Regions from separate parts of the Mus musculus genome. Here region 2 is linked to region 1. The links are chromatin loops, found by intact Hi-C in ENCODE. Cell type or tissue: heart. All regions are shown on one strand. Links, peaks and the distances in the headings refer to the core of each region. The heading gives the core; the rest is flanking DNA.

Region 1 (16,265 bases), core at 5,472-7,971:
AGCTCAGAATTCCCAAGACGCAATTTGCAAAACACATGAAACTCAAGAAGAAGGAAGACCAAAGTATGGATACTTTGATCCTTCTTAGAAGGGGGAACAAAATACCCCTGGAAGGAGTTACAGAGACAAAGTTTGGAGCAGAGACTGAAGGAATGACCATCCAGAGACTGCCCCACCTGGGGATCCATCCCATAAACAACCACTAAACCCAGACATTATTGCAGATTCCAACAAGATTTTGCTGACAGGAGCCTAATATAGCTGTCTCCTGAGAGGCTCCCACAGTGCCTGGCAAATACAGAAGTGGATGCTCACAGTCATCCATTGGACGTAGCACAGGGTCCCCAATGAAGGAGCCAGAGAAAAGGGGTTTGCAACCCCATAAGAGGAACAGCAATATGAACTAACCAGTACCCCCAGAGCTCCCTGGGACTAAACCATCAATCAAAAAAAAAAAAAAACACATGGTGGAACTCATGGCTTTAGCTACATATGTAGCAGAGGATGGCCTAGTCCATCATCAATGGGAGGAGAGGCCCTTGGTCTTGTGAAGGTTCTATGCCCCATTATAGGGAAATGCCAGGGCCAGGAAGCAGGAGTGGGTGGGTTGGTGAGCAGGGGGAGGGGGGAGGGGATAGGGGATTTTCAGAGAGGAAACTAGGAAAGGGGATAATATTTGAAATGTAAATGAAGAAAATATCTAATAATAATAAAGAAAGAATTGCTGTGGTCTACCTGAAACAATCTAGGCCAGGCACCATGTGGCCCAGGTGGGTAGAACAAGCCTGAGATCACCCCCACCTGGTGCCATGCTGCCTGGGCAGCAGGCAGAACAAGCCTGGCATGACCCCCAGCCCGGTGCCACATAGCACAGGCAGGAAATAGTACTTCTGAAATAACCCCAGATCCCCACAGGCCCTGGGTGCCACTAAGATGAAAAAGTAAGTGGTGGAGAGATGGAAGAGAAAGAGAGGCTGAAGGATGCACACACAATGAAGAGAGGCAGAACTGGTGATTCAAGGGTAGTGAGGAGCAGCCTGATATGAGTAGCCATCTAAGGCCACAAGGAAGTCCTAGCCTGTGCTGCTGCCAAGGGCCATGTCTGGGTCCATGGCCCTGCAGCAGAGGGGAGTCTGTTACCACCAAAGGCCAGGCAGACATCCTTGGTCTGAGCTGTCTGCTGGGGCCATGTTGATGTCTGACATGCAGAGCTGGCCCCGTCCCTCACCTGGGCATTGTGAGTGATGTGTTCATAAAAAGATAAAGAGAAAGGAGATATGTTCTCTGGGGGTATGGTGAAGTATGGGGGAAGGGGATGTCTCAGGGGGTCCATGTCAAGGGCAAGGCATCCCTTCCCCCTGAGGGACCAGTTATGGTATAGTATAGAATAGAGTTTATTCAAGGCATGGGGAGGGCAGTGAAGAGGGTAGTAGAGGCAGAGAAAGGCATAGAGAGAGAACAGAGAAATAGAGAAATAGAGAAATAGAGGCCAGCCGTGAACAGGTGGAGAAGAGGAAGGGAATCGGGAAGGGAAGGAAAAGGGAAGAACCCAAAAGAGCAAGAGAGGAGCAAGAAAGCAAGAGAATAAGAGAGGGAGGAGGGGGCAAGCAGCCACTTTTATAGTGGGTCAGGCCTACCTGTCTGTTGGCAAGTAACTGTGGGGAGGAGCATACTTGGCTGTTGCCAGGTAACTGTGGGGTGGAGTTTAGACAGAAGACTAACAGTGGGACAGCTGGCCCTGAAGGCATGAGAGCAGGAGAGCTGGCCCCACCCATCACCAGGTGAGGTCCCTGCACCTCACCTGTGCAGCACAGTAGAGTTGACTTTGCTCTCATGGGCACAAGTGAGGAGGCTGCTCAAGTTACCTGTTTGTTGTGGAACTGTGGTAGTTTGTGGAGATCGTTTTGTTTGTTTGTTTCTTAAGAACTGGTTCATTTTATCTAAATATATTAGCCTCTGTCCATGGAATGTCAAATGTGTTATCAATTATTGCGTCCCACTCGACCGGCAAGAAAGACACAACAAACCGGAATCTTCCGTGGCAAAAGCTTTATTGCTTACTTCTCAGGAAGACCCCGAACTGGGAAAATGGCGCCGCTTTTATAGCCCGCAGCGTGACGTTTCAGCACCTGATATGGCGTGACAGCTCCTGATTCGTTGCTCGCCCATCACCCCACTATTACACCCCGAGAATGGGAGTGACTAGGAGTGAGTTCACTCTCGCACCTGCGTACAAGGCTTGTTTACTAGTTAGGCACAGCGGAGGCCAGCGCCATCTTATAATGGCGATTGCTCGCAGCACGGCTCTCCACAATCAATAAACATCAAATTTATATATGGAGTGTTCCTTTATTGTCTTTGTGACATGCGTGGCGTCTAGAGTGGCATGCTCTATCTCATTCCTGACGTTTTGTTTCTCTTTGTCTGTTTGTCATTCTTGCTGAGGGTTCTTGATTTGACTGATCTTTTTCAAACACGATCCAGAACTTCCTCTGACTGGCTTTATGCATTGCATTGCCTATCTTCATTTTTATTGCCTTGGGCTCTTATTTCTACTACATCTTTCTATTTGCCTTGAGTTTACTGAACTCTGATTTTCTAAGGTGAGAGCTGTATTACTTCTTCAGGACTTTTCTCCTTTTCTACCGCTCATTTTTACTGTAAGCAAATTTCTACTTAGGACTGCCACATGATGCCATCCATACAAATGTAGGGATAATTTATTTTCCGTTCAGCTCAACATGTTTTGTTTCTCTTCAGAATTTCTCTTTGACCTGTAAATAATTTAGAAGTATACCATTCCCACGTATTTTGAGACAGGCCTGTTATATTTCTGTTGTTGACTTTTATTTGAGTCTCCTGTGCTCAAAACGACATATTCAATATGTTCTTTTTTTCAGTTCTCTTTAAAATGTTCCAGGTTTATTTCATGTCCCAGGTCAGGTGTGGCTTTCTGCTATTGATAGGTGGAATATTTTATCTTGTTGATTGATGTTACCATTGGGTTATTCTATACCCATAGTGATTTTTAGTCTAACTATTAAATACATTATTTTGAGAGGATGTTGAAGTTACCAAGTATAATAAAGGATTTGTCTATTTCCTATTTCATCTGAGGTTTTTTTGCTTCACAAATTGTATAGCTTTCTTGAATTACATTTTGGTCATCTGCTCTGGGGGCTAGTCCCTTTCATCTTTATACTGTATTCCTTGTCCTTTCTCTTACACTTACTTTGTGACATACTAACCTGTCTACTTGTGCTTTCCTCTGATTAAAGTCTATGAACTTTCTCCATCCTCTGCTTCCCTCTGAACTGTATCATTACATTTAAAGTGAGCTCTAGATAATTTCACAACAATTAAGTGAGTTATATCTTCAGTCTCTGCTTATATCTCTTTTAACAGGAACATTTATAATTGATGCAAGTTTGCCATTGTATCAATATGTCATTTTGTGACCTAGTACATTTTCTTTCAATTCAGTTTGGTTTATATGAAGTATTTTGAGTTGTAACTTAATAGAGCTTTTTATAATGGTTATTTCTAGATATCATTTTATATATGTGCATGTCTTAACTGTCTTAGGATTTTATTGCTGTGAAGAAAGATCATTAACAAGGCAACTCTTATGAAGGAAAACACTTAATTGGGGCTGGCTTACAGTTTCAGAGGTTCTGTCCATTTTCATTATGGCAGCAAGCATGGAAGTGTGCCAGCAGACATGGTGCTAGAGGAACCAAGAGTTCTATATCTTGATCCAAAAGCAGCAGCAGGAGACTGGCTTCTGCAGGCAGCCAGGAGGAAGCTTTCTTCCACACTGGAAGGAGCTTGAGCATAGGACCTCAAAGCCTACCCCCACAGTGATACACTTCCTCTAACAAGGCTAAACCTCCTCCAGTAACGCCACACCTCCTAATAGTGCCACTTCCTGTGGGCCAAGCATATTCAAACCACCACAGTAACCTACTGGTGCTATTGCTTTATCGATTTGAATAAAGGACAGAAACTTGATTCTCTTTATGTCTATTTTATTCTTCCATTTATAATATGTAGCTACCCTAACATTTCTTCTACACATATTCATACCCACATGTTATAATTTTTGTTTCTACCATCAAATATATTTTAGAAACTCAAGCAAAAGAGACATTTCATATATCATGCTCCTGTGAGTAACTCCAATAAAACACATTGGTTCACTAAGTTGGACTTTGGTGGTATCCGTGCTGTGGTTTATTGTGCGTTCCCCATCTGGGGTGAGTAGACATGTGTACTGCATCTCTCCAGGGTGCTGCATCTTCTCAGTACACGGATGTATCCTTGCTCACCAAATGGATGCTCTGAGACCATCCTCTTGAGGCTTTATGGAGTCTTGGTGATGTAGGCATCGTTCTCATTGTTGATGTGCTTGGGAAAGAGTCTAAAAGTCCCAGGTCCATGATCTCATGGAGTATTCCACTAATAACCGGATCCCATTTCCAAAAGCCCAGCCAGGTAAACACAGCTCAGATATGCTGGCAAGGAGTCACCTCTGAGCAACAGTGGTAATTATTTCTCATCAACCATGCCAGGAAGCAAAGACAAGAAAGGCTAAATATTTTAGCCAAAGATAATAACATTATTCTAAATCAGCTTAGGAAATTGCAAGGGTTTTAGGAACTGTGAGCCAGAACTTTTGGGCAAATGCTAGAAGAGACACGGCCTATATACATGTCCAAAGGCCTATATACATGCGCAAAGCGATGTGCCACCCACACATATGCAGAGTGATGTTTCTTCCACCAATAGAGTCAGAGAAGTAGATAAAACAAAAGTGCCCGTGGTTAACGACATCAGAATTCCACGAGGTTCTTCCGTTTACTGTCTTATGTGGGGTTAGAGGACTTTAGTTCGCCCTTCCTATAGGGCAGGTCAACATCTAACGGCAACTCATCTTAGTTGTCTTCGTCTCAGAGTGTCTTGATTTTCGTCCTTACTCCTGAAGAGTCCTGTTGCTAAGGGCAGGAGTCTGGGCTGGTTCTTCCCTCTGGCAGTCTGGAAGGCTTTGACTTCACAGCTTCCTGACAGGCATCCACTTTCCGAATTTGTTGTCCGCTTTGGTGGAGGCTCTGCTGTTCTCACTACTTCCAAGTGTTTTTGCTTTGTCTCTAATTTTCACAAGTTTGAGCCTCCATGCCCTGGTCTGAGTTTTACCTAGTCCCTTGCATCTTTAGACTGTGGATCATTTATCAAATTTTCCCTCTTTTCAGTCATTTCTACAAGACATCTTTCAACACACACCCCACTCACCTGCCCCCTTCTGGATCTCGCTTTAGGATTCTGATGACGTCAACCATGGGCACTTTTGTTTTATCTACTTCTCTGACTCTAATGGTGGAAGAAACATCATTCTGCATATGTGTGGGTGGCACATCGCTTTGTGCATGTATATAGGTGGCACATACCATTTTCCTTATACCCACAGCCACACATTTATTTCTGCCACCTATACAGAAAGAAAGCCAAGCCAACTGTGAATCCATAATCTATTTCTCTCACAGTGCAGTGACCTTCAACTAAGGCTTCTACTAAACACCCCTCCCATGGTGAAGGCAGGTGGGAACTGCACAGCATTTAATGGGCGCTTTATATCTTAAAGGAAATTTTATGAAGAAGGCATAGACAAGGCAAAATAAAACTTACAATAACAGAAGCTTGTTTTAGAGAAAAAGATCAAAGTGGTAGCAGATGAACTTTGATGCGTTGTAAAAAGGTCGCTTAGAACATAGGACTCCATCAAAGAGGCTTGAGAAGAAATAAGACTGCTCAAAATTCCAAAACCAGCCTTCGCCACTCGATTAGCAGCAGGAAAGCCCCCTTTGTGAGAGGGTTTGGAGCTACCACTATTGAATGCAGGTGCTCACAGCTAAACAAGTGATTGGTGCTTCTAAAGATGGCTTCTCTCTCCGTCTTTCACTCTGGTCCCTACATCCTTGGCTGCCAGGCCAAACTGAACGTTTAACTGACAGTTTGAGGGTCAGACTGAAGTAGGACAGAGAGTTGGTGCAATCACAGGACATAGGAAGAGAGAGAACTCTTCACACCTGCTGGGTAGGAGTCAAGATTCAGCAGACAACACTGCAAACCCTATTTATAGTCAACACACACAGCTTGATTTCTTTCTAAAAAGGATTCTTTTGGCCTTTTGACCTATGCTTTAATCTTAGCCTATAATCCTGTACAGTGCCCCACAGAAGACATTTAGGAGTCCATTTACTAAAGGAAAGTTCCTTAGCTAAGGAAAAAAAAATACAGAAAACACTTTTACTGAATTTTTATATCGTTCAGACAATGTAATTTCAAAAGCATGCGCACACGCACACACTTAAAACACTTAAATGCCCCTTTCTACCGAGAAAATCAAAGCCACTTTAGGATATGAACTACACTTCTGGGGTCTTGATGAGGTTCATTTTCTCTGCCAGTTAAATAAGGAAGGCGAAATCTCAAGAGTGACAGGTAGCAGTGGAGAAATCTCAAACACAGAAAACAGGAACAGGCAGAATTAGCAGCTGAAGAAAGGCGTTTACTGGGGATGAGGAAACATGGGTTGCAGTAGGCCCACGGGAGGGGAGGGGGTGCGGAGCAGAGGACACACGACCTTCTGCAAAACAGAGGGAGGACTCGGGAAGTCTTCCTTAACTTAGGGTTCGTTGGTTTGAAAAAGAGCTAGGAGGATTGGTTAGTCCAGACAGTTGTGTATGTAACTTGTCCTCATCAGACCTTGGATTTGTTGAGCCAGTCCATCAGCAGAGGGCGCTGCTGAGAGACAGCAGTCTGCAAGCCTTAGTTTTAAGCTGGCTGGCTTTTAGCAGAGGCCAGGAAGGTAAGGAAGGAGCCATCTTGGAAGTTCACCATCTTTAGTACCTAGCCAAGGTCCCTTCCTGTCTGCCTTGTGAGTCTAATTCCTAGTCAGTCTCTCTCTCTCTCTCTCTCTCTCTCTCTCTCTCTCTCTCTCTCTCTCTCTCTCTGCTTCTTTTGTATTAATAAACTCCGATTGTCTCATAGAGATGTATCCTGGAATGCCTTTTTGCTGTGTAAATCAAGAATCCTGGTTTCTCTGAGTAGAAATGTCAGAAAAAGACACCTTAGGCCGCTAGAGGGGACAAAGTTGGGCTGGGTTTCACACTGCTCCTGTCATGACCGATGTGTTTTATGAAACGGTGACGGTAGAATGTGGTGGGTCCGTGCTGGGGCATTCCCCCCTGAGGAATCATCTCAGCCAGATGGCAGGCCTAATATAAAAAGACGTTTATTTGGGGAAAGGAGTCGGGGAGCAGAGCGGGGACCTGGAAAGGGGTAGAGGCAAGGCAGGGTGGGGGGCGGAGAAGAACAGAAAGAGAAAAGAGAAAGAAGAAGAGAGGAAGAGGCTGGCTGGCACATGGGGGAGGAAGAGGGAGGGGAATGGAGAGAAAAGGGGGAAGGAGGAGAGACAGAGACAGAGAAGCAGAGAAGTCCTTTTTATACTCACCAGGTTGGCTCGCACCTGCCAGGTGGCTATGCAATTTGTTGCTAGGTAGCTGTTGGGCAGAGTCTAGAGAAAACCAACTTCCCTCCATTTTTGTTTTAATTAAAACAGGAGTGATGGTGGGCCGGGAGAGAGGTCGTCGAGTTCTTTAAACTACTTCCTGCTGACTTCGGGGTGATAATTCTTCTGGCAAGCTAAGAAAATTGGGATGAGGATGTTGGTCAAGCCCTCGGAGAGCTGTTTCTTTCATTGCTGTCCGGGGTCTGTGGGACCATTTGTGCCTAGGAAAGTGCAGTAGAAGTTTCACTGAGGGTAGAGCAGGACATCTGTGGGTTGTTTCTCTGGAGGGGTCCTGGATACAGATTTTGAGTAAACGCCTCAGGATGCAAAAACACAATACATATTAGAGGCAGAAAATAAAGTTAACTAGGTTGGCGAGGGGGACCTTTTTCTTGGGTGTACATTTGAAACCTTTAGGTTCATGGTCTTGGTGCTTAGGGAGGGGAGTCCAAAAACCAGAGAATGGGGAAGGAGTCCCACCCTCTGGAGTAGGCAACAGGGGGAACTTAGGATAGTGATTGACAGTGGTACTTCTCCAGATGGAGTTCATTGACCCAGGAAGAGGAAGATCCCACTGGGTTTCCTGGAGCTTATAAGAATCTTTTTAAGTTTACAAAGGAAATAAATTTGTTAGCAGCATGGACATTCTTTAAGATGAGCTAAGGGAAGACAAAAACCTTTGGGGGAGCAGAAGGAAAATGAGGGGCTTTCCCCTCTATCTAGAAAACTGAATGTATATACATTTGGCATAATGGGAAATATCTCTAAGTCTATTTTAAACTCTTGAGTTTGTGGCTATGATAGTTGACGGTATAGATTAGGCATGAGACATTTGTATGCCTATATTTAGAAGACAACCAAAGGAAACTTAAAATCTTGAACTTGTGATTATAAAAGTAGATCATATAGTGGAATTTTTTTTATCAGAGTTAGGTTAATAATTTATCAGAACTCCATTGACTAATGTTAGAATTCTGAACTTTCTTTTTTTTTTATTTTTTTTTCCATTTTTTATTAGGTATTTAACTCATTTACATTTCCAATGCTATACCAAAAGTCCCCCATATCCACCCACCCCCACTCCCCTGCCCACCCACTCCCCCTTTTTGGCCCTGGTGTTCCCCTGTACTGGGGCATATAAAGTTTGCAAGTCCAATGGGCCTCTCTTCCCAGTGATGGCCGACTAGGCCATCTTTTGATATATATGCAGCTAGAGTCAAGAGCTCCGGGGTACTGGTTAGTTCATAATGTTGTTCCACCTATAGGGTTGCAGATCCCTTTAGCTCCTTGGCTACTTTCTCTAGCTCCTCCATTGGGAGCCCTATGATCCATCCATTAGCTGACTGTGAGCATCCACTTCTGTGTTTGCTAGGCCCCGGCATAGTCTCACAAGAGACAGCTACATCTGGGTCCTTTCAATAAAATCTTGCTAGTGTATGCAATGGTGTCAGCGTTTGGATGCTGATTATGGGGTGGATCCCTGGATATGGCAGTCTCTACATGGTCCATCCTTTCATCTCAGCTCCAAACTTTGTCTCTGTAACTCCTTCCATGGGTGTTTTGTTCCCAAATCTAAGGAGGGGCATAGTGTCCACACTTCAGTCTTCATTCTTCTTGAGTTTCATGTGTTTAGCAAATTATATCTTATATCTTGGGTATCCTAGGTTTGGGGCTAATATCCACTTATCAGTGAATACATATTGTGTGAGTTTCTTTGTGAATGTGTTACCTCACTCAGGATGATGCCCTCCAGGTCCATCCATTTGGCTAGGAATTTCATAAATTCATTCTTTTTAATAGCTGAGTAGTACTCCATTGTGTAGATGTACCACATTTTCTGTATCCATTCCTCTGTTGAGGGGCATCTAGGTTCTTTCCAGCTTCTGGCTATTATAAATAAGGCTGCTATGAACATAGTGGAGCATGTGTCCTTCTTACCTGTTGGGGCATCTTCTGGATATATGCCCAGGAGAGGTATTGCTGGATCCTCCGGTAGTACTATGTCCAGTTTTCTGAGGAACCGCCAGACTGATTTCCAGAGTGGTTGTACAAGCCTGCATTCCCACCAACAATGGAGGAGTGTTCCTCTTTCTCCACATCCACGCCAGCATCTGCTGTCACCTGAATTTTTGATCTTAGCCATTCTGACTGGTGTGAGGTGGAATCTCAGGGTTGTTTTGATTTGCATTTCCCTGATGATTAAGGATGTTGAACATTTTTTCAAGTGCTTCTCTGCCATTCGGTATTCCTCAGGTGAGAATTCTTTGTTCAGTTCTGAGCCCCATTTTTTAATGGGGTTATTTGATTTTCTGAAGTCCACCTTCTTGAGTTCTTTATATATGTTGGATATTAGTCCCCTATCTGATTTAGGATAGGTAAAGATCCTTTCCCAATCTGTTGGTGGTCTTTTTGTCTTATTGACGGTGTCTTTTGCCTTGCAGAAACTTTGGAGTTTCATTAGGTCCCATTTGTCAATTCTCGATCTTACAGCACAAGCCATTGCTGTTCTGTTCAGGAATTTTTCCCCTGTGCCCATATCTTCAAGGCTTTTCCCCACTTTCTCCTCTATAAGTTTCAGTGTCTCTGGTTTTATGTGAAGTTCCTTGATCCACTTAGATTTGACCTTAGTACAAGGAGATAAGTATGGATCGATTAGAATTCTGAACTTTCAAAGTCCTAATATAACAGCAGTAGAAGGAGGAGAAGAAATCTGTAGCATTTTGGATGTTAAATCATTTTTCTGTTATCACCCAAGTTTTTTTATATCCCATGATTCTGAATTGAAGCTCTTTTAGTGTCAAAGCAAAAGGTTTAAATCTATAAGCATAGTTCATTAAGAGATGGGAAGCCTTTGAATTTTATATGGTACATCATTATAAAAATCTATAGCTTATACAAATATAAGGCTATATTATAACTTGATAATATTAGCAAAAACAAGACTAAACATATCTTTAAGGTAGTGATCTTTGAACTTTTTAATGTTGTAAACCTCTAAAATAATATTAAAATAAACCAGTTTTCAAGGAATGAAAATATAGAATATTTTAACAATTTACAAAGACAGGAGAGAAAACATTTTCATCTAATCTCTACTGAAAAGCATCTTTAGGGACCTGCTTTTTTGGTGTGCTCAGGTCACATGTTATTGCCCTGTTGAAAGCACCAAGCAAGATGGTGGTCTGTCCACTTGACTGCCCTTAACCAAGATGGCGCTGAAACTATAGCTCTACTTTTTTCAGCCCTTAGCAAAGATGGCAATGAGCCATGTGTTGGTTACATCCCAGAATGGAATGTCATGTGATTAAAAATTACCTGAGCATAGACTTTTAATTACTAGTTCAACTGTGAACTTTAAAAACATGCCTGAGTCTGGAAAGGATGAGCAGTGAAACATTTTTAGATCTAGAAATAAGATAAAACAGCATAAAATAGCAGTAGAGCACTAGGAAATAACTTTAAGCTTATATATATTAAAAGAAAAAAAAAAACATCTGAAGGCAACAGCATCCATTCACACAGAATGCAGTGGCTATGTATTAGCAAAGAGACGATTGGTTAGACACACATTTTGTCTGGTTGGCATGGTGGGTCTGGGGCAAGCAGGAGGGCATTGCATGCAAGATGTTGCTAAGAAGCTGTTGGGCAGAACCTAGAGGAATTGCTAGCAATGACTACCACACCTGCATCCTACCAGAGAATGCCTCTATTGACCATGAAGCCCTCTTGTGTCAGCCCCCTTTTGGATTCTGCTGATACTGACTCTGACTCTCTGCTTCCCTAACTGTACACACTCACTCATCATTAGCTGCGTGAGTGTGTACATCCCATTGTCTTTACTTCACTCAGAGATGCTCAGTAGATGTCTGACTAAAGTCATCTGAGTGAACTGAATCTCTCTGGAGAAAAGACCTTCTTGCTCCAAATGTTATATTCATTCAGTTACTAACTCTGAAAAGTTTTACTGGGTGTCTGTAGAAATAGAATCTCTGGCTTCTTTTCTAGCCATGAGCTTCCATAGAACTACCATGTCAGAGCTGTGATCTTACATGTTGGTTGTGTCTTCCACATTGAGGCTAGAAAATAATGAGTCAAGTCTAGCCACACCTCCTTTTTTGCAAGTGATGTCTTATTGGGACACAATCATACTCACTTATTTATGCATTGTCTACAACTATGCTCATGTTAAAATGACCCTAAATTTACTATCTGGGCATATAGAGTAAAGTGGGAGATCATGACAGAGGGATGTCTATAGAACATCTGATACTCACCTGGAAATAGCTACAGTATCAAGCAAGCAGATTATAGATTGATCATCCAGCCAATGCTTGCAGTCAAGATTTTTGAGGGGATAAATTTTAAGTTAACAGACAAAATATTAAGTATTTGTCCATTGAAAGCTTCAAATCACATATCAGTGCCCAAAAAATTCCTATTTTCATTGCAACTAATTTTTGTTTGTTCATTTGTTCGTTTTTGGTCTTTGGGGTTTTTTTGTTTGTTCATTTGTTTTTGTTTTTATCTACATGAAAACCTACACAGAGAACAGAGGCAACCAGAGGGGTCACTGCAGACAGTGCAGAAATGTTAATTTTAAGCATATGCATAGCTCATGAATCATTGACTCTGAGGGTCTAGCCTATTTAGTATTTTTAAGGAAAAACTGTGTGTTCTATGTGGCTGGAGAATCACACACACACACACACACACACACACACACACACACACACACACACACACATTTAAAGATGGACGGTGAATGGAATTCCCTAAGAATGCTATCATGTTTTAGGAATTATCTAAGAAGTTCCCAGGGAAGGACCTTTGAAAGATGGCTCTTGGTTGCAAGTAGAAACTCCAACATGTCTGTTAGAAGCCTGACTCTGGCGTTATAGTCACTTCAGATGTGTATGTGATGCAGAACTCACAAAGGAGAAGAGGAAGTCCCTGGTACCACTGTGAGAATCCCCCTAATCAGAGAAAGTCATTTTGTTACAAAAAGCTCCAATCAAGGCAATCTTGCAGTGCATTTTCTCCACATGAGCAGTCCGTCAGGCCACCTCAGTGAACGCCTTTCCATTCTGCTCAAGAAGGTCCTGACTGCATCATGAACTCTCTAGTCCCCCACCCTACTAGCAGTTGGTACAGGCTCTGTAAGAAGGTGAGCTCCCCTAGGCCCCCATCTGACTCTAAGAAATAGCAAGTAAGCTTCTGCCAGGCAGTCTGCCACTAATGTAGCGGGCACTACAGATAAATGCTGGATTCCACACCTGTGACTGTCTCTGAGGAAGTGACCAGAATAATCCAGATTCTCCATATGGGAGAAGTGGCTTTCTGCAATGTGACCTAAATACAATAAAAACACAAGAACGCAATGACTGCACAATCATGGGGGAATTGGTTCACATGGCGTAGAATGTTGTGTGGGCATTTTGAGCATTTTAAATAGAAAGCTTTTACATTAAAAAAAAAAATGCTTCCGAGGTGGCATGGAAAGACACACTACAAGGTAAATGCTTCGCTATGGTTGTATATAAGATGTTTATGGATGGATGAAAAAGCATGGGCAGATGATGAGCAAAGGGGAAAGATTTTTTTCCCCCTTCAAAATATTTGCTCTTGATGTTGCTATGACAACTGTCCATTTAAAAAAAAAGTGTTTAAAATAATTGAGTAAGCCCAAAGCACCATAGATGTAGAACTCCCCTAAGCTGAATGAGATGGCACCTCCATCATACACACCACTTACCAAATGTTTTCTTCTCCCGTTACTTAGGCATGAGTTGTAGATTACCCCCGGACATGCTTCTCTCTTGAGGCAGGAGACCATGGCTGCTGACCGATAAATCTTTCTACATGACTCATCTGCATCAAAACCTCAGACCTACGCAGCCAGCGCTATAAACAGCCAAAACTTCCACCTGGGGCTCTATGGTGATTGATTTCCTGTCCAGAGAAATTGACTTTGGGTGGGAGAAAATGTTTGCCTTCTAACCCTAATATCTATAAGAGGCATCTGGTCTACACTGTAGAATTAGTCCCTAGGCCAGGATAAGCTTATAAATGAATTCAGTTTTCCTACCTCATGGAAACCCAATTGCTAGTTATTCACTCACCAAGCCTTTATGAACTCTCTTCTATTAATCCAGCAACTGCTCTGCACAAAAACTAAAAGGTATAAAAAACAATATATCCGTGGGGCTCAAACACCTAACCAGGAAGGAAAGACACATCTTGAACTCTATCTGCACAAATCTCTTGTTTTCACCATCTGTGCCACAGACAGAGGAAGTCCTACCTCAAAGCAGAGGGAAGACTTGGTGAGATGGCATATGCAAGGAATATTGACATTGCTCAAAAAAAAAATGCTCTTTTATTTCCTATGGATATTGCTGCTATGGGCATCCCAACAGGAACAATGATGGGATTCCCTGGGATTTTGCATCTGTGAGGCAGGGAAGACTCTTCAGAAGCAGGAACCTGGAAGGGATTATTATAGAGAGGGAAGAAGAGAATAGAATCCTTCCAGGTTTAAAAAAAAAAAAACCTCAGTGCACAGGCAAGCAAGGTAGGAATATCTCACATATACAAACACACACACACACACACACACACACACACACACATACACACACACACACACACCCCTTTCCACGTGTATCCTACCGTGTTTTAGTAGCTTGGAGTTCAAGGTTACATTACATTACTTACCATATACACACGAAAATGAAGACCTGTCAAATGAAAATCAACAGATTCTAAGGTTGCCACAATGGGGAAGTTGCCACTATTGCTGGTTTTCAGCAGAGGCAGGCAGATGTGGAGAAAAGCCCCATAGCAGAAGGCAGGAGGCTTCAGGTGTGTCCTGCCTGAGTGCATTGGTCCAAACCAAGCTGTAGGTGAGCAGCTAAGTCGAGCACCCCTTCTTGTAATTGGTTGGTATGTACCTTGGGCTTTCTCTGGTTGCCCTAAGTTGGAAGCAACAGCATTATGGAAGGTGTCCCTTACTCATCAAGTCTAAGCCAGTTAAGACTGTTCTCATTGGGTGAACTAGTTTAGCTTCCTGGATTGCTGTTAGAAGTGGCATCCTGCTTCCTACAAGTCTGGCATAACTGACTGGCTTCCTAAGATGGCCATTATAGATGATGAACTGGATCCCCATGGCTGGACACTGCTGATTGAGTCAGAGTTCTCATTTTCCACATGATCTGTCCATTGTCTACTTGCTTTCTACCTCTCTGTTCAAGTTAAATGCCTTGGGTTGCCCACCTCATTAATAGTTAGATGTCTTTCCTTTCTCCCTATGTTTAACATGTCCAAAAAACATGTGGGACGTGTCAAGAAAACCATAGCATGAATATATTTCTCTAGATCACAGATGACAGCACCTCTTCTTATTCTAGAGAGCATTTCTTTCCTTGGCAACCCATTAGTCATGACATCCTGGAAGCCTAAGGAGACATGAAACCTTCCCTCTGGCACTCATGGTGCTGCGTTGGGCACTGGCCCATACTTGGTCTGAAGATGCATTCTGGCTTCTCCTGCCTCTCTGCTGGAACCAGACTCCAACTCCTTCTTAGAACTCGACACCGGATTGTAATCCACAGCATCTTTGGCTATGAATTTACAAAGACAGCTCTTTTTCTCACAGATGGTTGTGTCATGTATTTCACTCTTCAGAGAGAAAGAGCAAAATTGCTGCCCAAAGCGTTTCTATGAGATGTCTGAATAATAATAGAGACTGGGCCAAACCCATGGCTTCCTGATGAGCTGACTTTGTGCAGAGCCTTGAGAAAGGGAAAGTCAATACCCCACTTAGACGGCTTGTCTGAGAAATCAGATGTCTTGATCACACTTTTGGCAAATCTTGGGCTGCAATCAATTCTTGGATGGGTCCTCTGACAGGTGCTCACACTGACGCTATTCTAAGCCATTGATTAAAGAGGGATCCATATGCTTTAGACACCAGATGTGTGAGAAGCATACATTTAGCCGAGAAAAACGGAGAGGCTTGACTGATGTTTTCTCCAGATGGACCACAGGGGTGTCTGAAGTAAATAAACTATTTTTAGTAGGTTAGGTCACAGAGGTGAAAGAAAAAGAAGGGACATTCAGAAATCATGTTTATTCTGTGTGGATGTCCATGTGTTTTATTTCTTAATGGTGACTTGGGTTTTACCTTAAGACACTTAGTGTATACTTAATGCCTGTTAAAACACATGATGCTTACTGAAGAAACAGACAGTTTGAAATGAAGAATAAAAAAAAATGTTAGGGTAATTAACGTTCACTGTCTGCTTTTTGTAATATCACTCCAAGCCAGGACAGGACTGTTTGCTAATTAAAAAGACACTCTGGGTTCAAAAGATGTATTATCATATTGGTCAAAGAGCCATGACATATAAAACTCTATACTTAATTCTGTGTGAGAAGAAGTAAACAAAGATACATCTGCTTGATGCTGTTTTCAATTAGGGCCATTCTGCTCCCCAAGCCCCATCCCAAGGAATATGAGATAAGATTTGGCAACAATTCCCAGTGTCAAAACTTAGAGGAGATGTCACTGTTACCTACGGAGAAGCCAGGGGTGATGCTGACCATTATAAAATGCACAGGACAGCCTCATCCTCAAAGAACTATATAGCTTGAAATATCAGTTGTGCCAGTAAGGCTAAGGAACCTTGTTCTTATCTAA
Region 2 (16,265 bases), core at 6,030-8,529, 55 kb after region 1:
AAACCTTGTCCTTTATAAGACTTGCCTTGTGTCTTGGTCATGGTGTCTGTTCACAACAGTGAAACCCTAACTAAGGCACTCAAGTAGGTTATGCAGTGACAGAGTCCCTCCCCCTCACCTAGGTGTTGATTCTAACAAACTGACTGATGCAGTTCTGGAAGCTGACAAGTCTCAACATTCCAACATCTGTTGTCAGCAAGCTGTAGACCTTAGAGAACTAACTGCATTTCCAATGCGAAGACCAAAGTCCCAAGAGCAGCATGAAGTTTTCATTCAATTCTGAAGGTGGCCAGGCAAGAGTGCCCTCTCTGTGTGTGTTTGACTGTGTTGGGGTGGAGGTGGGGCACGGGGGGCGGGGGAGGGAGCTCAGCCTTTTTCTTCTAGGTCTTTAATGAATTAGAGGAAAACCACCCACGTGGTGGATAGCAATCTGCTTAATTCATCTTATCAAACCAAATGGTCATTGCAACCAAACTATGCTACAGACAAATCCAAAATAATGCGTGACCAAGTAATTGCACACCCAGGGGCCAAGAGGTTGACATACAAGATTAATCATCACAGCCAGGGACGCTGAATTCAAGCAGTATCTTAGAGACAAGCCACATATGTAACGCAAATGAGAGAGAACTGTGCCAGCTGGAGTTGTGCTGGCTGACCATTACGAGATCTCCTTCCCAGACCAATGGGCATTCCAGAGACAGATGCAAAGTGACAGCAGGCCAGCCCCAGGCCCAAGGGAGCATGGCTGTCTAAACCATGCCCAGAAAGGGCGTGGTGGAGGCTCACTGCTCTCTCTGTCTTCGTACCCAAACTCTTGTCTCCTGGTGCCATTGTTATTTTTAGCATAAAGCCATTCTGAATATGCACCCTAGTAAGTGTATAGAGCCAAGTTCTGACCAAAGGCTTTAGAATAAATAAAGAGATAAATGCAATTCTAGACCCTGCCCTTATACTAAAAGGTACACATGCCTACATCTTGCTCAAGCACCCTACAATACAGACAAAAAGATGCATCATCTCAGGCCAGGTGCATGATGACATCATCGTATGGTTGGCAGGGCAAAAAAGAGAGATCCTAGGCTCTCAGTAATCTTGCAGAATATAGCTGTTATATTATTACAAACTTTTATGTGAGAGAAAAATCTAATCTCTCATCTATTGTTGACTGTGACATCTATGCATTTCATATATTGTTAACTTTGTGTCTGTTATATGGAGCTATAACCTAACAGAAAAGACATTCATCAGAATTTCTATGTGGGAGAATAATGGGCTAGTCAAACGGAGTGGCAAACACCTGTTAACACGTCACCATTACTCAACATTCAGTGTGACTATTCACTGCCCACACCATCTCCACTAAACATTTTCTTGAACCATATGTGTCTCTCTTGATCAATTGACAATTTAGTATTTTTAATAACTTTTTAAAAATTAACATTGTTCTTCATTCAGTATTAGTTCCTTCAAGACACAGGCCATTTCTGAGTTTCCCATTGTATTTGTCAGTTTAAGATGCTGATCGCTCTAAAAGACAAGATCTGACAATTTGGAGAACTCAAGCCACAAGCCCATCATCATCATCATCATCATCGGCTCCCCTCCCCCACATGCCCCGCCCCCTCTTCTTCCCTTTCCCTCTCTCCAGCAGAGTTAAGAAGCCACCATGTGATCTGACCTTCCAGCTCTCCCCCCTCAAACTGTGAGAGAAACATATGGCTCAACTCAATACCTTGCTCCTTGGCTTGTAAGCTATGTTGGATTAAGTCACATAATATAAAACTTCCCACCAGTCCCTGAAAACTTCTGAAAGTCAGATATCGCCTTTGCTCTGGGGTTTCTTCTGGAACCTTGTCCCCACAGTGCTGCCATGGAGCTCCTCTCAGGCTCTCTCTCTCTCTCTCTCTCTCTCTCTCTCTCTCTCTCTCTCTCTCTCTCTGTGTGTGTGTGTGTGTGTGTGTGTGTGTGTGTGTGTGTGTGTGTGTGTGTCTGTGTGTCTGTTTGTCTCAGCCATCTTTCTAGGTGAATTTATTTTCTTTTATTTTTTTTTTGTTTTTTATATAAAAAACTTTACTTAAATATTTTACATACACTGTATTTTGGTCCTATTTCCCCCAACTCCCTCAGACCTTTCTTACCTCCCCACCCACCCAACTTCATGTTCTCCCTCTCAAATAAAAATATGAAACAAAAGTCAAAACAAATAAACTAACAAAAATGAGAAAGATAAATGAAATATCAAAACAAAAGTGCATTAGAACAAACAAACATACAAAACCAAAAAGCATGGATGGGCCTGGAGCCTGCTCTGGAGTGTGGCTGATATACCTGGTGTTATTCTGTTGGAGAAATTTGATTTTCCTTTTGCCAGTGGGCATCGACTGCAAACAGCTTCTCGGTTAGAGATAGGACCCTGTGTCTACTTCCTCTTCTCAGTGCTGAAGCCCTGTGAGGCTTGAACTGTGTAGTCCCTGTGTGTACTGCCACTGTCTCTGTGACTTCATATGTGTATCAGTCCTGTCGTATCTGGAAGAAGCTGTTTTCTTGGAGTCACTTTCCACCTCTGGCTCTTAGAATCTTTCCATCTCTTCTTCCACATAGTTGCCTGGGTCTTGAGGGGAGGGATATAATAAACACATACCATTTGGTACTGAGTACTCCAAAGTCTCTGAGTCTCTGCACATTGACCAGTTGTGAGCCTCGGTGTTCAGTACTATTTCCTGCAAGAAGAAGCCTCTCCGATGAGAGTTGAGTGGTGTACTGATCTATAGATTTAACATTATGTCATTAGAAGTCACACTGTTGCTATGATACTTTAGCAGATTCTTTAGCACAGGGTTCTGTGCCTGCAATCTATCTAGTCTCGGGTAATCTATCTAGTGTAAAGCATGGGTCCCATCACATGAAGTGGCCCTTAAATCCAATTTTTAAGAAAGTGGTTGTTTATTCCTACAACGTATGTGTCATTACTGCACAGGTATATCTGTGACAGAGCCTATCTTTCATACTCATTTCCTCTAAACACTTTCTTAGTGAAGCTCCTACACAGGTTTCAAAGGCAAGACTCTCTTTCCCTCCAACTCCTTGTCATGCTGTCCTGATATGTGGTGTTCTATCCCTCCTAAATACCTTCTTACCTCAAGTCCTGATTATGGCCTCCACCTTAGTAAGACCTCTTCATTTGTGAAGGGTAATTTCACTTCAGTTCTTTTCCCAAAAATGCCACTCTCTATTTATCTATTATAACAGTATCCCCTGGGCCCAGAATAGCATATGACATAGAAGAAGAATTCAACTAACATTTATTTAATCAATATATTCACTGATCAGTGAAACCTGACTAAGGAAGTGGAACAAAGAGAAATTTCTTTGTTCCTTTCATTACAAGGACTACCCCTAGCCTGGGAATTGTAATATATTTTGACTACAACAACTCATTACACTCTTAAACTATTGAGGATCACATGAAGTTTTGTAGCAGCTCACTTAGAACCATAAAAATTTAGAAAGAAACCAGGTTTTTCAATAGCTGTGTTGTTAAACAGACTATAATCCACACTATGGAATATTTTTCATTGATAAAATATATGAGTTATCAGGCTATTAAAGGACAAAGCCATATACTTATTTCTAAATAAATGAAGCTCATCACAAAAGGTTACATCATATATGAATATCATAATATTCTGGGGGGAAAATCCATGGAAGCAATGAAAAGATCTGTGATTGCCAGGGACTTAGAGGGAAGGAAGGATGAGCTGAAGACAGATTTATACATCCACGATACAATTGTATTACATTCTCATATGATTCACCAGATATTTGTCAAGACACATGGACTTACAACAAAGGGTGGACAGTCTAAAGAAAACTGTGGATGTTAGACTGTTTCACGAGTTGCAACAAATACATTGTACTGGTGCAGGCCACTGACTGATATAAGATTTCTTTTCCTCATTATATGTCATTAAATTTAAGAAAATAATTAAAATTTAAAATAAAATCATGGTCAATATATTAAACAATTAATATAAATTGTAGAGTCAAATCGCATGGGACAGTACATTAGCTAGGAAGGAATGGGAGAAAGCTGAAGATTAGTAGAATGTTAAGACAAGGATCAAAGCTTAGAACAACTCCTGAATTAACATAGACACAAATTCTGATTAGGAGGATGAAGATATGGCTCAGTGATTAAGAGCACTTATTTGTCTTCCAGAGGACCTGAGTCAGTTCCCAGCACTCATGTGAGGCAGTTCACAAGCACGCATAGCTCCAGCCCCATGTCTGATGCCTTCTTCTGGCCTTTGAGGACCCCTGCATACACACATGGCACGCATACATACATCAAAATAAATATTTTTACATTGTAATTAAAAACATGTAAATGAGATTTTTTTAAAATGGGATCATAAATCTTACTCTGGGGTGGATAAGAAAACAGGAAACAGGGCTGGAGAGATGGCTCAGCAGTTAAGAGCAATGACTGTTCTTCCAGAGGTCCTGAGTTCAATTCCCAACAACCACATGGTGGCTCACAAACATCTGTAATGGGATCTGATGCCCTCTTCTGGTGTGTGTCTGAAGACAGTGTACTCATATAAATAATAAAAAATAAATTATATATATATACACACACACACACACAGGAAACAAAGACTAAGTGAACAAACTGAAAACAAGTAGCAAATCATTAGATTTTCATGTAAATTGTCCAAACATCTACTATCCTGTGACTGAAGAATTTAACTATGTCCATACAGTAGAATATTCAGCAATAAAAATAGACTTTGTGTACATGGAAAAGAATGGATGAATCTCAAAATAATTATGTTATGAAAAAGAAACTGAGCAAGTACACATAGTGTATGATCACATATTTATAAAAATTCTGGAAATGCAAACTGAAATGGAGTGACCGGGAGGCTGCTGATTATGTAGTATACCTATCCTCCACGTGTGACATCTGTCAGAAGTAACTTAGAGACGAAGATGTTTGCTTTGGCTCAGGCTTCAGAGGAACACAGCCCATCACATGGGGAAGGCAAGAGGCAGGCTTAGTCCCAGAGAACATGGTCAACCAGGAAGAAGAGAGCAGGTTGTCTTAGATCCCCAATGCCTACCCTGCTCATGGCTCTCTTCCTCTACCTGTGGTCCACTTCCTAAAGGTTTCACTGCCTCTCCAAATAGCACAATAAGCTAGGGACTGAGTGTGCAAACCCTTGAGCCTGAGAGGACATTCTACATCTGAACATGACACCTAAAAGTCGGAGCGGGAAGAGGAGAGAGGATAGAAATGTAGAAGGAAGGGAGTGTGGCCATATTCATGAACTTCACTAAAGTCAAGCTTTCACAGATGCATTCCCATGTCAAAATTTATCAAACTGTACACCTTAAGCATGTGGCTTATTGTATTTCAATTATACTATAATAGGGGCCTTTAAAGAAATAACCATATTTTCTGAAACAAATTAGTGAGAAAAGTGCCATTACTTGACGTTATTGAACATCTGTTTTGTGTCACACTTAATAAAAGACAGCTGGATTCCCATTTCCATCTCCTGCATTCAAAGTGCTGCATTATGTTGTTTTAGCTTAAGAATATAAATGAAACCCACCCTCCGATAAGTACATAGTTAGAAAATGGAAGAACAGCCCAATAGTCTTCAGATCTTTGTAGATGTGTCTGATACCACATCAGAACTTGACAAGTGGTAGTTTGTTCAAGTTACAGTTTGAATCTGAGATGAAATTAATATCCTTCTTGATACTGGTGTGTTTATCTCCCTCACTTCATTGTGTATTGAGTTGCTGTGTTGCAGATCATTTTGTATGTATGACTTTTTAATGGCATGATGATTTGGAAAATATTGATGCACTGAGTTGTGTAGACCTTCTTAAATGTAATAGTATTTCATTAAATATGTATTTATATAGAGAGAAGTACATGAATATATACTATAAAATATGCTTGTGGGAATATAAGATGATATAATTACTATAAAAACCTATGTGGTTGTTTCAAAAAAGTATTTGAGTATACAATATAAGACAGGCCTGTGGAAATATAATATAGCTACTTAGTATAATGATCTGTGCAATGGTTTTTTAGATGCCAGACATATATATTAATAAATTATGTGAATATACACACATAGCAGTAGGAAAGCATTAAAATGTCTTCCATTATTAAAGAGCTGTCAAGCACAAATTAAGTGTAACGTTTTAGAAATTCTAATTTTCACTTGAAAACTCAAATTTTATTATTTGGCAAGTGCTATCTGCTGTTTCTCTTGAAATGACAACCTCATCTTATTCATTTTCTAAGAGACTGCCCACCAAATCTTCAAATCTGAATAACTACAAATTCTAAGTCAGTGGTCTGAATGCCTCTCTCTCCCAAAAGCCCGCATGCTGAGACCTGAGCCCGCATGACATTAGAAATGACACCCTTAGGAGATGGTGAGAACGTGAAGGCAGAGTCCTCAGGAATGGAACAGTGTCATTACCAGAGAATCCCAAGGGCACCACCTTCTGTCTTCCCACCATGGGAGGATGATGCAAATAGGCCCTCACCAAACACAGGACCTGCCGAAGCTTCGATCCGTGGGCTTCCAGCCGTTTTCAAAGTTCATGGCTCATGATCTCTTCAGCTAGGACCTTCAACAGCTGTGCAGTTCACTCAAACTCTCCTCTCAACAGTCTGCAAATCCTGCCCTGCCCTTCCCTGCCCGTCTTCCCCTCCTCCTTCTGTTGCTGCTCACTGCCCTCTCTGCCTCAGCCCTACTAGCTCCCTCTCTCTCCTACCTGTGCCTCAAGACACTTGCACCAAGTATACCAGTCCCTAAAAATCTCTCCCCCAACTTCTCTGTAGCTCTCTTCCTCATTTCAAGATGTTAGTACAGTGACTTTCTCAGTGACGTGTCCCCACGCCATCCTATACAACCATCAAGTTATCCACCTCCTGGGATCCGTCTTCTTTCTCTGCTCCATTTTTCTTCATCATTGATACGACTGTCTATCATAAGTTACCGCCCTCTCCGGGACTTTATTTGTTGTCTGTCTCTAGCAAATAGAGTGACGTTTCCATGGAGACTGAAGGTTTTGTGTATTTTAGAAAAGATGGTAGCCCCTAAATCCATTAATAATAGCTGGCCTTACAGTAAGTGCTAAGAAAATAAAGGAATAAATATGTTGACCCCCCTAACTCTTACTTGAGCTCTCTGTCCCACAATCACCTCTGTTTATTACTATAACCTTGTTCTTCATAACCCACTCCACAGTGCACCATCTTGGCAGCTGGCATGGCATGTGAAGAACGTTGAGCCTGGGAAAGCACAGTCTGTCTTCGGAGACCTTCTGGGACAACAGAGGTCACTCCTTAGCTGCTTTGTATCCAACTGTTTCCTGTCATCATTCATACATTTGGAACAGATATTGGCAAAGCAAAGGTTGACTTGGGCTGTGAAGCAGATAGAACTAGAAAGGGACCTCCCGTGACCCCGTCGGGGATCCAGCTGGACTCTGGCAAAGTCCCTGGAATCCATGGACCCTTCTTCACGGGAAATGCTAATTCTACTCTGCTAGGCCACTCTCCAGAGATATTCCTCTCAAGTATCAACAGTGACCATTGCACTAACACTAGGCCAAAGGCCCTACGCTGCCTGGAATATTTATTTACACCGCTTATCTAATGGTTTCTAGATTAAAACAATGATCTTGGTTTATGCTGTGCCTCTGTCCATTCTACAGGCTAATAGCAGACTCCCAAATGCTTTCTGTGAGTGCTGGGGATGTTTCATAATGCTTGCTCAGGCAAGGTGCTGACCTTGGACAAGTCCCTCTAGTATCCAGGAAGTCTTCTTTGCTGTAACTCACCTAAATAATGGAAGGTTTAGACATCTTGATGCCTTGATAGGACAGATTTCAACACTTATGACAGACGGGTTGTGTCTTCTTTACATTTCTATCTTGAAGTCCTAAACCCTCAATATACCATAATGTGGCCTTATTTGGAAATATGGCTTTCAAGAGGTAATTCAGGAAAAAAATATGCTAGTGTAAATATGTTATTCAATATAACCCATGTCTTCATGGAAAGGAAAAGGAGATGAGGATTTAGCACAGTAGTAGAATGCTTGCTTATGAAGAACAAGGCCATGGGCTCAGTCCTTATATGGGGGCAGGGCAAGAAGAGGAGGAGGAAGAGAAGGAAAAGAGGGAGGAGGTGGAGGAGGAGAAAAAGAACAGGAGGAGTTAGGACTATGCAGAGGCTAATCATGGAAAAGAGTAGTATGAAAGTAAGCATCTTGGTTTATATCTCCCTGCATTCAAAACTACAGGGAGTCACATTGTTGTTGTATGAACCAGACAATGTGTGGTATTTCATTATGACTGCCTAGCAAGTCTAATACACCACTTCATTTCTTATGTTGCATTTATGTTTCCATGTAATAGATTCACATCTATTTATGTTCTCTATCACAAATCTCACACACACACACACACACACACACAAAAACCTTCTGAAGATACAGATGTCTTCCAATGTAAAAGTATTTTGAAAGAACCTGCTACAAAGGTCTTGTAAACGTCTTAACAAAGTATAACCCATAATGCTCAGACAGTGCTGAGATAGCTTTTATTCCATCATGATAACAAGAGATGAGTTAGGGGTAGCTATAAAGCTGGTTTACAGAGTGCCAGCTAGAGTTTCATGTCTCACTTTACTATGGTACCAGGAATGGTTGGCACAAGAACTCTGGGGCCTTAATAAATGGCTCATCAGTTAACGTACTTGCTGCTCCTGCGAAGGTTCAAAGTTCAGTTGCTAGCTCCCACTTCAGTTGGCTCACAATTGTCCACCACTCCATCTCTAGAAGATCCAACAGACTTTTCTGGTTTCCATTTGGTCCCTGCACTTACATGCAGATACCCACATCCAGACACATTCTCATAACTAAAAAGAAACAGTTTTTTAAAAGAATACTGGATTTTGCTAGTCAACCTTGCTGAAGTTTATAACTAGACACCAAAATGTGTCTCTTTACAGCAAACGATTCTTCTTCCTAATACACCAGGGTTCTTTTCCTAGCAAACTATTGAGAAAGATATATTGACTGCAAGCAAGCAAAAATGACCAGGGACAGAGACACTCAAGCAAGGAAGAGAGCTGTAGGAAGCCATCCAAGTCTGAGTACCATAGGTGCTTCTGGTCCCACAGAAGCCAGAAGAGGAGACAGGCACCCTGAACTAAAGCAGCTGTGAGCATCCTAGTGGGTGCAGGGGGACTGAACCGGGTCCTCTGTGAGACTATCAGTCTAGCCCCTCAGAGCTTTACAGTCTTTCTGTTTCTGTCATCTCCTCATCTAACCTTCCCTTTCTTCCCACCATGCCTTTCTCATCAATTTCCCAGAATCTGAGTATTGACTATAATTTGACAGGCAAGAGTAGATTTGATCAAACTGACTAAAGGAAGAATACAGGTCACATACAAGCTTCACAGGTCAGGACACACATGGCAAACAGATCAATAGATCTCTGGTACCTTTCCCCTTCACCTCCTAGCTCTTGCCTGCTAGGGCCTGCTTTGGAAGCCAGGGATCCTTGATGTTCAACCCAATGCCACAGTCATTGGCATATACTGTCAGTGAAGTTTCTGTGTTGAGGAATATACTCAGTGACTTGATTTATGACTAAGACAGCATTCTAGGGAGAAAGGACAAACTCTTCTATAAATAGTGTGGTAGCAATTGCATTTCCATGTTATTTCATAGCACTCTAAAGTTCATTGAGGATGTATTCCAGATAGATATAAAAAAGTAAAATGATCAACTTTCTATTACATACATAGATTACATAGAGGGGCCGGTGGTTGGAATAGCTAAGCAGTAGTGGGCTGACCCAGCATTAGCAGGCCCTGATGTAGGACACATAGACTGTGCCACACAAGGAAATGGCATGGAAACATGGCAAGGTAGAGCATGCTCAAACCCTGGAAATCTCAAAACTTGAGACCTGAAGGAGTAGAACTAGCTCCCTTTCTGTTTCCATGCCTGCCTCGGAGCCTGTAACCTGGAGACCCCCAACCAGGTGGTCAGTTAGTCAGTCAAGTAGCACAGCACCTCAATTCTTCCCATGCAAATGAGGCATCCCAATTACCTTATGCCTCAGCCAGTGACCTTTTCCCTTCCTGGTCTCATGCCCTTTCCCAAAACTATACAGCCCTCGATTCACCCTGAATAAAGCGTATGTGTTCAAACCCACCCCCAATAAAGAAATATGAACCAGGTAAGATTATCTCAGAGAGCAGCTTCATTAAAGATTTTCAGAGAAGGCCCTCTCCTAAAAGAGCCCTAACACTGAGATTCTCAGAGAAGGCCTTTTCTCTCCCCTCCATCCCAGGTACTTGCTCCCAGTGGGACGCAGATCCTGCCCATCCTTTGCTTCATCCTTTCAGCCCATTATGCAATGGTATCTGAACCTGAGAGGAAGAAAGCATTCCTGCCCAGCATGCATTGATACCTGACGCCCCAGAAGGAAGAGATGGACTGCAGACCCCGCCCATTCCAGACTTCACCCTGCCCTTTCCAAACTGACCCTGTGCCAGACACCCCAAGAGGAGAGGCAGGACCCAGAACTGCACCCTAAAATTGATCCCAAATAAATAAACCTTATGGGAGTATCTTCTTGGCCTGTGGGTAGGCAAATAGTTTCCTCAGCAATATATTACAAAGCCACAAACTACAACATTGTAAAATTTTTTCATAAATTGGGACTTAAGAAAATTAAGATCTTTCATTCTTTATTATCATGATAAACAGAAGTCACAAAATAAGGGAAACTATAATACATAATACAAGACAGAACATAAAAGAATATGTAAAGAATATAGTATTATTTGCAGGCTTAAAGAAGAAAGAAAATTGCTTAAATATATCACGGTGTGGCTTTGGTTATGGGAAGGCCTCTGTAATGCCTCTAGGTGAAAGACCAGTTTTAATTCCATAGAACCTTTATGTTCATCTTTCTTGCTTTACAACCCTCAAAGAAATAGACAGCCAAGCCCAAACTTGAAAGGCCAAAAGTGCACATCACATAAAATGTATGGAACTTTTCTATGATGTTTCATATAAAACATTGGCTAATATCCCTACTTCCCAGGGTGATACAAATGAAAATCATAGGTTAGAACAATATTCTCAACAAAAGGGATAAACTAAAGAAGACGGGGACACCAAACTCTGAAAAGGACATGAAGCAACTGACAGGGACTTGAACAGCTCTTCTTCATTGTTGCTGCGGGTCTAGACATCACAGTAAAATGCTATCTGTCAATAACCATTCAAGAGAGAAATGTACACCTGTACTCCTGAGTGCAGTCTAAAACAAGGTAAGTACTTACAGTGACTCTAAGGCATAAGCCAGTGCTTTCGTAGTACTTGTAACTGGGTACTAAAACCAACCATATGCCTATCAACTGTAGGATGAAGAACTGATATCTCCTTATGATGGATTGATATGAACAAGAAAAGACTATGCCTATAAGTATCAAGATGAATGAATATTAAAGTCATGTTGGAGCAAAAGAAGGCAGACAGCAAAAGAAAAATGTTGTGCTCTTCTGTTAAAAGGAAGTTTGTGAGGAGACAAAGCTAATGAGATAAACATCCGAACAGTGGTTAATTCAGCCAGGGGCTGGGTATGGACAGGACAGGACACGAGGGAATTCTCTGAGACACTGTAGATGTTTATATATTAAAGCAGATGGTAATGACACAACTTTCTCCCCGTGTGTGTATGCATACATATTCGTGCATGCGTGTTTGTGCAGGTGTGCTAGTAAATATATTGAGTGCCACACCTGTATCATTTTATACAATTGTGCATTTTAATTTAGTGCCTCACAAAAAAAAATAGAGTACATAAATAAATTCTAAGTAAGTGACCAAATGAGCAATGGTAATGAACTTTTGCTCTTTTTTTTTTTTTTTTTTTTTTTTTTGCCTTTTCTAGACTATGTTTGGAGCCACAATGAGATCAAAACTAGAAGAGCACTGACAAGACATTGGCTACAGAGTTCCCACAGGCACCCAAAACAATGCAGGCTAATGTCACTGCACTTGGTTGTTCACTATAACTAGATGGCAAGGTCCCTATTGCAGAGTACACTGCACACTGGACTTAGAGAACACAGAGAAGTCAGTCTCAAACTGACCTGCTTTCTGCCTGGCTTTCATGGGGCCAAAAGGTACCATGGAGGTTCCTGAAGGAAAAAGGAAGACATTTTTAATTAGAGACATTGTAGTAGTAGCGTATTGTCTTCACCTGCTGGGCAAGATGCCCATTGGTCTAATAGTTCCAGAATTGTTGGCCAGCTGCTGTCTTGATTGGTTTGAAGCCTGTTTCAAGGGGTGATTTCGTGCCTGATAGTGTTAACATGGTCAAAAGCCAAGGCTGGGGATGTCTTGACCCCTAGGAAAGAACCTATTGATTTTTGCTTTTCTGAACATCCATGTTGTTAAAATGGCCTCTAAATATTTATGTTTATACCCTTAGATGCAAGTCATAGGCCCAAGCTTGAAAGAGAAGCTTCTCTCTGAACCATGCTGGTGCAGAGACGCACTCTTGCTCAAAGGGCTGGGAACAAGTGCTGGCAGACTGCTCAGCCATAGGTGGGACATCTATCTTTCCCCGCACGGCTCAGAGAACGTCTCCAAAGATGATAAAGAACGTAAGAGTCAGAAGATGGGAGGGGTGCGGTGAAATGCTGTCCTCTTAGCATGACATGGCTGCTCACGTGCGAACACATAGCCGTGATGGTTGAAGACTTGCATAGGATCAAGCCAGTTAAAAATCCCAGTGGGGGAAGGTGTTCCTAAGGCCCCACCCCTCGCTGAGAAGCTACTAGCACCTGATAGCTGATAGGGGAGGGAGAGTCACTTTAAGAATATAGCTAGTATGGCTAGGGAGATGGCTCAGTGGTAAGAGCACTGTCTGCTCTTCCAGAAGTCCTAACATCAGTTCCCAGTTTTCACATGGTGGCTCACAACATCTATACTGGGATCTGATGCCCTCTCTGGCATGCAGGTGTCTATGCAGATAAAGCAGTCATATACACAAAATAAATAAATCTTAAAAACAAAACAAACAACAAGACAAAAGAAAACAATAAATGTAACTAGTAACCTGGACCCATAGGGGCTCACAGAGACTGAACCACCAGCCAAAGAACATTTGACTGCCCCCTGCATATATGCAATAGAAGTGTAGCTTGACCTTCACACGGGACTCCTAAAACAGGAGCTTAGGCTGTCTCTGACTCCTTTGCCTGCCTTCGGATTCCTTTCCCCTAACTGGACTGCCTTCTCTAGGCTCAGTGGGAGAAGATGCACCAAGTCCTACTGCAACTTGATAATCCAAGGCTGGTTGATAGCCATGGGACCGTCCCCTTCTTTAAAGAGAAAGGGAGAGAGGGTTGGGGGAGGGAAAGTAAACGGGAGGAACTGTGGGGGGGGGGAGGTGGAAGGAGATGACATGGAAAATCCTGAAGGAAATGTGAAGGAAGAGTGAATACAATCAAAATACATTGTATATGTATATGAAATTTTCAAAGAATAAATAGAAGCTCCATTATAAAAAGAAACTAATAGCATTGGACCAGTAGTGAGTCATGAAGTCTTGAAAGTGACTTTAACATCACATTATTTAGGCATCTAAAGTTATCTCTCAAATAGAATCCAGGTATCCATAAGTAGAAAATATCATGTCTTGCAGTTTTGATTTTTCTCACAGTCTGCTGTCTGATATGAACAACCTAACAGTCATTACAACATCTGACCCTAAGCCACCCTTGAAACCACTCTTGAGGGCCAGTGAACTGGGGAAATAATTTTATCCACTTGAAATGGACAGAAAAATGCTAAATATGCTTCTGCAAAGAATGAACTAAAAGGACTTATTAGTGCTGCTGAGTGGGAGTCCTCCTCTGATGACAAAGCCACCTCCATAAGTCACCTATGACCTGGGGCCTCTTGTTTGTTAGAAGGGGAAAACCTGAGCAGTGGTGTCTCCAGAATGGCCACCAACATTGTCTGAAGCAGAGATGGGGAAGATGTTGTGTGTCCATTCAGGTAAAATCTAGGCTTTTCTGGAAGCAACATTCAGGAAAGCAGATATAAGTTTGCATAGAAGGCAGCCCTTGAGTCCTCTTGCTGACCTACAAAATCGATTTGCCTCCAAGGAAGAACGAGGCCGTTCCTTATTCATACTTTACTTAGAAATCATATTGGATGAGAAAATAAGATTAAAAAGCCATGATGGAATATAAGAAGTGTCTATTTCAGCTCTGGTTCGACCCCAAATGGTAGATCTCCCACATCCCACAGTTGTAAAATGGGTTACGTCAGTTGGCTGGTGTCAGCTCTCCCCACCGTAACAGTACACTGTGGCCCACATTCTCTAGTGTAAACACGTGAGGACCGGAAAGCTGGCTCGGTGGACATCAAGCAAGCCTGATGACCTGAGCTGGGTCCCCAGAACCACATAATGGACCGAACGAGAGGACTGATGCCTGCAGGTTGTCCACACATTCATAGTGGCACACATGTGCCTTAACACACACACACACACACACACACACACACACGAGAGAGAGAGAGAGAGAGAGAGAGAGAGAGAGAGAGAATTTAAAAATCAAAATATTATTTGAAAATTTAAAAGTTTTTTTTAAAAAAGCTTGGTAACCATGTAATAAAGTTTTAGAAAGATTTTCATTAGGTATGCTTTTTTTAAAAAAAGAAAGAAACATTGTTGCTTGAAGGGTGATCTTCCAGTAATGGGACATGTCATGACCCTGTATCTCTCCTGGTGCTGTGTCTTCTTCCAAAAGCTTGTTCCTGGAGTAGCATCATCCTGGAGACAGAATGCCAAACGTCCCTGTGCTATTTCCCCTCCAGTGCTCTCTCCGGAGCGCCACATAGAATGCCACTAAAGAACAGTCATTTTGTCTATTCACAGATACAGAAAGGAAGAAAGGCCGTAATCACAGCCCAGCTCCCTCCTCCAAACTCAGGAAACGAAGCAGCTTCCCCCGCAGGACTTCACTGGCCTTCAGGGGCAGATCCTGTGGGATCTGAAAAGGTTAACACGTCACCCACCAGGAAGGAGCTGCGGCTTCTCCTTCACCGTGGGTTGGATATTGATGCTGTGCTGCACTTAAGCTTAGATCAGATCTGTAAAATAGCTTGGGAAAAATTCATAGTTGATAAATTTTTTGCCAAACGCCCTTACCTGTGGATTAATCTAACAAGGCTACAACTCAAATTTGATTGCTTTGAAGTGAAATTACCTTTTCTCCTAAACAGCCCGGCCTGAAGTTCAGCGTTCAAGTTGAACAGAAAGACATTAGATACAGTTTTCAAGGCTGAGAAATTAAAAAATCCTCTTGATCAGAAAAATACTGTTTCTTTCCATGGGGGACCAAGAGTGTTTGAAGACAGTTGACCTCAAAGATGGCCACCCAATTGACTTCAAATGGGGCCAATATAAATACAACATTCGACAGAATTCAAAAGAAGGAAAGATCTACACGTCTAATGTCACATTCTTCTTCATAATGTCTGTGTTAGGCATCTCTTCTTATCTTCTGAAGCTTATTTTTTAAATTCCCCGACTACAGCCATAGAAGGTTATTTTGGATGTAATTCCCCAAACTTCGTTAGAGGACAACCAGCAAGGGGCAGGGAAGAGGGAGGAGCAAGAGATCCATTTGGAAATATGGAGTCGCGGCTCCATCCAACCCAGAGGTACTAAATCATGATCTCTGGAAATGGGGGTGGTGATGTAGATACATTTGGCAAGCATATCTAGGCAGCACCACTGAGGGTTCCTTGTTCCCTGTTCAGTTTCAACGTCTACTAAAACCCAAGAAGAGACCCTTAAAACAGAAGCCCCTAAGCAAGCACAGCTTTGGACCCATAACTGAGGTTGTAACTGTTCCGAAGTGTGTTTTCTGAGCACAAAATTCACCTGGAGATCTTGTGAAAATGCAGGTGGGATTTGGTGTGTCTTGTGTAGATTCTGAAGTCCTGACAAACTCTGGAGTTGCTGATGCAGCAGACCCACGAGCCACTCTTCCTAGGCGCAGAGCCTTTGGACGAATTCCAAGTTCCACATTTGCCCCATAGCCGAGCAGCCTGGTCTCTGCTACTCTGAAATGCTTTGGTAATGGGCTTAATAACCGACCTTGCTAGTGACAGTAG

What was found. A loop is a pair of places that touch in the nucleus more often than their neighbours do. Peaks named below come from ENCODE experiments on the same cell type or tissue, not always from the same donor. Only the 100,000 strongest peaks of a DNase experiment are listed, where the experiment ranks them.
Region 2: a loop joins it to region 1, with 2.4 times the contacts of the local background. A loop is called at or near these places in 2 of 42 quality-filtered maps.

Annotation. Positions count from the first base shown.
Region 1 is chr5:73,857,767-73,874,031 of GRCm38, forward strand. No RefSeq gene overlaps it. Among named protein-coding and RNA genes, the nearest start is that of 1700019F05Rik, 47 kb to the right of the region's middle. In heart, for the core only: a CTCF peak has its summit at 6,794 (motif pointing right); no DNase peak of the experiment used is centred there.
Region 2 is chr5:73,912,693-73,928,957 of GRCm38, forward strand. 1700019F05Rik (RIKEN cDNA 1700019F05 gene) reads left to right here and starts at 197. Exons shown (of 2, transcript NR_166206.1): 1 at 197-285; 2 at 7,287-7,725. In heart, for the core only: no CTCF peak of the experiment used is centred there; a DNase peak (open chromatin) is centred at 7,439.